Regions from separate parts of the Homo sapiens genome. Here region 1 is linked to region 2. The links are chromatin loops, found by intact Hi-C in ENCODE. Cell type or tissue: PC-3. All regions are shown on one strand. Links, peaks and the distances in the headings refer to the core of each region. The heading gives the core; the rest is flanking DNA.

The links. A loop is a pair of places that touch in the nucleus more often than their neighbours do. Peaks named below come from ENCODE experiments on the same cell type or tissue, not always from the same donor. Only the 100,000 strongest peaks of a DNase experiment are listed, where the experiment ranks them.
Region 1: it touches region 2 in a loop (3-fold over the local background); 1 of 110 quality-filtered maps calls a loop at or near these places.

The regions. Positions count from the first base shown.
Region 1 is chr21:24,513,059-24,515,995 of GRCh38, reverse strand. The region is part of intron 1 of LINC01684 (long intergenic non-protein coding RNA 1684); the gene reads right to left. Among named protein-coding and RNA genes, the nearest start is that of LINC01684, 86 kb to the right of the region's middle. In PC-3, for the core only: a CTCF peak has its summit at 1,693 (motif pointing right); no DNase peak of the experiment used is centred there.
Region 2 is chr21:24,022,133-24,025,069 of GRCh38, reverse strand. No RefSeq gene overlaps it. Among named protein-coding and RNA genes, the nearest start is that of LINC01689, 300 kb to the left of the region's middle. In PC-3, for the core only: no CTCF peak of the experiment used is centred there; a DNase peak (open chromatin) is centred at 1,459; H3K4me3 peaks cover 419 bases; H3K27ac peaks cover 1,178 bases.

The sequences.
Region 1 (2,937 bases), core at 230-2,729, 490 kb before region 2:
AGTATTCAAGTCATACACAGTATGTTCTCCAACTACAAAGAAATTCCATTTAAATCAATAACAGAACAATATCTGGAAAATCATCAAATATTTAGATAGTAAATAATGCTTCTGAACAATTCAAGAGTTCAAGTAAAAAATCAAATGGGAAATTAAAATGTATTTTGAATTGAAAGAAAATTAAAATTCAACATATCAAAATTTGCGGGAAGTAGAGGACACAGCACTCAGGAAATATTGTAGCACTAAGCACTTGGGAGAAAAAGAAGAAAGTTCTTACATTGTTGAGCTCAGTTTACAAATTAAGAATCTAGAAAAATAAAATCAAATGAATCTCAAAGTAGATTGAGTAGATAGAATAATAAAAACAGCAGTTTAATAAAATCAAAACAAGGAAAAAATAGAAGAGAAAACCAAGGAAATCAAACAATCAAATTTATCTGCTTATCTACCACTTAGGATATGAAAGAGGAGAAGAGGAAGAAGGAAAAAGAGAAGGAGCTTCAATGCAAACAAGATCCTGTCTGTCTCAGGGAGTTACTTGCAGACACTTTTGGAATAATGTATGGCCCACGGGAGGAACTCAATAAGTAGTCGGTGAATAAATTAATTAATATTTCATTGAATATATTCTTATAAGAGCATCCTTTTTTTCTGATTAAATAGCATGAGGCATTAGATAGAAAGCATTCTGTGTTCCCAGGTGTGGTGTTGTGGCAAAATATTTTGTGATTAAAAAAAATACTCTCCATAGTTTTTGACATAATGAAACATCATTTTGTTAAATTTTTCCTAGCACAATGTATTATGCAATTGTAGAGAACACGCAGAGCAAAATGAAGGCTGGTCTTAAGTATATGCTACATGAGAAGAGTGAACACTGCCTATAGAACATCTATCCAAACTTCAAGCAAGCAACAAAAGCATTCAGGTGTATTTTAAAATTTAATTTTACTTTTATGTAATGTTTCACTTGTACTTGCCTGTTATGGGGATCACATTATGGATATGTCTAGCAAAAAAAAATGCTATTTCTTGTACAATACACCTGTGCAGAATCACAAGAATTCATGCTACTTCTTTGAAAATATACTATTCAAGGAATATATAGTATTTTACAAATAAGAATATTTTCTTATTGATTCTTATTTAAAAATTCTACATTTTAATTATCTATGGACATTTTATTTTCAAGAGATAAGTTTCTTTAAGGTATTTAATGTCTCTAATCTATGGTTGCTAATTTAAGCTAACGGTTTTCCAAATCTACAGAACTTCACCATATTTAGTATTATGTGAGCAAACCTAAATATACATTTATTAAAATAAATGTAAGATAAATGCATGTTTTAAGTAAAATGTTCTCTTTTAAACTGTCTTAAGCAATGGAGAATATTAACGACTACTTTAGCCAGGAAAATTAGATTCAATCATTCTGTAAAGACACTAGTTTATTAATTTTTCCCTAGTCACATCACAATAATGTCTATTTCCGTGTGAAAGTGCTTAAACTGTAAAAGTAAACAGAATAAAGTGCACAGCAGTTAAGAACCTAACAGATGCATAATTTTGATAATTATTGCACACTTCATTTAACCATAACACAATCACACATCAGCCTGGTCTTTTCTAAAAATATTTGAATATGAAAATACTTTGTTTTCAGCAGCATATTTTACCACTAGGTGGTAGTATCTCCTTTATTCTTCATTGAAATGGCATTCAGCATCTGAAGATCACAATTTCTGTTTATAGATTTAAATAGTGATGAATCAAAGAAAACGCATTATTTGCAGTGAAATTTTGCTTCTTAACCCTCGATATTCTGTAAGACTTCGGCTTTATTTCATGTTTCCAGGAGTCTGGTAAAGATGTACGAGTTAAATGTATTTACAATGGTTATTGTTGATGTTTGTTATTATTAAAAGAATAGGAATGTCATTGAGTTTCTTAATATCTTGAGAGTGGTCTAGACAATATGTATTGCCCCAGATTGAAATAACATCACTCTGTACAGCTGGATTATTTTGATACTTAGGTTATAATTTACAGACTTTCTATCTCACCACCCCTACAAAAATAATTGCTCTTCTATAAATGTTCTACTTGGTGAGAAGGATCAACATTTCAGTATTTTCAAAACAGCAGAAAACACAATGTAATATAATTTATTTTTTTAGTTAAGTATAACAAAAGATTTTACGGGGATATTAGTGAGCTATTTCTCTTCCCTGCTCTTTTCTTTTAATCGGTGTTTATATTGGTTCTAAAGAAGTCCTGAGAATACCTATGACATTGTTATTTTCAATAGTTACCACCATACATTTTATGCAATGTTTTTGGAAATGTGATCTATTTCTACAGATTTACTTATTATGAAAAATTAAACATTCTTAATATGAAATATTGGTAAATTTTTAGAAAGTTATGCTTCTCAAATACAAATGATATATATGTAAACCAGGATAAACAAACTGGAGAACAATTAGGCAATATGTTTGTATTTTGAAAAGATAAATGAGTACTGAATATATATTTCCAAAGAAATATTCAGAAAGAGTGAACAAATCGGCCGTAAAGATGTCTAGTATAGTATTATTTACAACAGTAAAACATTTGATACAATCTCAATATTCAGTAATAAGAACTTGTCAATTTTTCATGATACGTCATACAATGGGAAATAAATATGAAAATACTATTAGATAAGAATATTTATCAACATGAAAAATTTATGGTTAAAAATCAAACTAAATTTTTTAAAACATTAAGAAAATGACTTTTGTAAAATATACTGATGTGTTTATACCTATGTGTGTATCTAAACCCATATGTATAACATCATGCCTCCAAATATTTTTTTGGGTTGGCATATCTGGAAAACAACATTGGCCTTCAGATTAGCTACAATAATAAAATACTTAACTAAATACAGGT
Region 2 (2,937 bases), core at 224-2,723:
AAGCTATCTTTATCACTTTGTCAAAAATAGAATAAGTAGGATTTTTTCACAGATAAGTGGTTACCTAATAAATGACATTCTGCATACAGTTCCTTTAAACGGAAGCAAAAATACGATTACTAAAAGTTGGAGCCAAGTTGGAAATTGCAGGGAAAATAGAAAAGCTTCGTATAACCAATCCTCCTTGCCAGCTGCCAAAATAATGGAAACACTGCCAGACAAACAGAATCACATTAAATATAATCCTAAATCTAAGAGGAAACTAAAACTACACACATGAGTTTGGATTAGCTATTGAACATTATTATAATCTTACAATTAAAGAAAATTTTGGTATTCATATAGAACATTAGCAAGAAAGGTAAAAATTCAAAACCAATATTACTTATTGCTTCATGGTTTATATCATTCAGATAACCCACGAAGTGAGAAATAATATTGATGAATTTTCATGTTTTATTTAATACTCATTTCCTTAGGTGTTAGGAAAATATATAAACTCCTAGTATAATATTTTTGAAAAATATTACTAAAGGGTTTTCAGTGTAATATTTTGAACCTGGCTGTATGTTTTTGGTCTATACAATTATTTTTTATAATAATAACCTAAAAAACACTATAATTTAAAATACAGGCTTTTTTTGTTATACTAACCATTGCTTTAGATAATTTGTGGATGCTTAATGAATCGCATTTAGGAATGTCATTTCTAATGGCTTTAAACTGATTTTACTTATTTATAAATCAAATAAACCAGGTTAAATTCATAGAATTGTAGCACTGTGAGAACTCTGTCAATTTTCCCAAGGACCCTTTTATTTTGCAGATGAGAAATTTGTAAGTATGGAAAGGTCACTCAGAAAGCTTTGCAAACAGAAGTGAATTATTCACCATGGTAGCAGGACTGGCAGGAAGTTCCAGGTCTCCTGATTCCAGTCCAGACTTACCTCTCAGTGCCATGCTGCCTTTCTGTGAGAAACATACCTGATTCACTCTCAGTGTAATAGATTTCTTTAGCGATAATCCAGAGAACAACCTGGACCCTAAGGAAAACCAGTGAGTGTTGATCTCTATTTGCATCTGGTGAAGTAACACTGGACTCAGAGGTGGAGGATGCTACAGATTGATATAGAAAAATGGATTTCTAAGACCATTAAGGGGTGAGCCAATACAATGTTCAAGTCACTTATTGAATTCTTTTATTGGTTTTCCTTGTAAGGAAAATTGAAGTATCCTTCCAAAGAAAGCCATATCATAAATGAGGCATGATGCCCAGCAAGGGACATATATTTTTAAATAAGACTGGTTGGGATTGCTACTAGCGAGGACACCTGAGAATGGCATAAAGATGAAAAGCACAGCACAGTGTTGACAGAATGTTACCTCTCCATCAGTAACACAATTTGAGTTTTGTGCTTTGTTTGCATTTGGCTGACTGTGCTAGTTCAGTCCATTTTCACCCCCCTTCTCCTCAATATAATTAAATCAATTTTATATGCTGAGTGTGTGATGACTCAGTGTAGTTGTTTTTGCTGCCAGTGGAAACGGTTTGCTCTCTATATTTCATGCGGATTCTCTTTCTATTAACAAAAATGGAATTTTCAGGCTTATTACAAGATTAAATTCCTGATAGAATTAAAGGTGGTTGATCCTTTCTTACCATTTCCAAAACAATTTTTCTCTTGGGAGCTACCATTCTGAAAGCTAGAACTCCAAACCACAATTTCTTTCTGAATTAAGTTTATTTACCCATTGGGAAAAAGTTTAGAAGTACATCACCAAAATTAACGGAGGGCTTAAATGATGTAAAACTGAATTATTCGAAATGGATGAAAAAATCTTACATAATGGTGTACATAATCCCTTCAAAGTATTTAAGAGATGTGAGGCGCTAAATGACCTGTGACCCCAGGAACACTACTGTCTAAGATTTTAATACAATGACCCAGGATGCTAACCTTGTAAAGCAATGATTTCTTTTCTATTGTCTTTCAATGTTAAAGATGCAAAGTAAAATTTTAAGGGGCTGAGAGATTGGTTCCCTTCTATCTCATAGCAAATATATTAAAATAGTGTTAATTTATTGTTCACATACGAATTGAGTCTCTAGTCAATTTTTCTTATGGGATATAATAGCAGTCCATCAACAGCCACTGAAACTAATTAAAATAAATAAATACTGTTTACTCTTACTTTATTTCTTTTTAAAAATCTGTTCTCCCTTTGAAACAGGGTTGATTTTTCAGTTTTCTGTTTATGTGCATGACAAAGATAGATCTCTTTTTATGAGAGAATATCTTAAAAATTCATGGTTAAAACCATGTCTGGAGGGATCCGGGCATGATGGCTCATGCCTGCAATCTCAGCACTTCGGGATGCTAAGATGGGTGGATCCCTTGAGTGTAGGAGTTAAAGACCAGCCTTGGTAACATGGCAAAACCTGGTCTCTACTAAAACTACAAACAATTAGCAGGACGTGGTTGTGCATACCTGTTGCCCCAGCTACTTGGGGGACTGAGGCAGAAGGCTCACTTGAGCCTGGGAGGTCAAGGCTGCAATGAGCCCTGATCAAGCCACTGCATGCCAGCCTGGGTGACAGAGTGAGACTCTGTCTCAAAAATAAATGAATAAATAAATAAAACTATGTTTGGAGAAGTTGTTCTCTATTTTACACACTTTGAACAAGAAGAGTTTGCTAATCTAAATAGAGAATGTTTATTATTCTATTATTTTAATTGAGTCATTGTTTTTTCTCAAAGAGCTTAAAGTAGAGCCTAAATTCTGTTAGATCAAAGAACTGTATTCAGATAACTGAAAGGGTTTATTCCCAAATATCTTAGTCAGCTTGGGCTGCTATAACAAATACTAGGTAGTTTTAACAGCATACATTTATTTCTTATAGTTCTGGGGGCTGGGAAGTCCAAGACTGAGATGCTG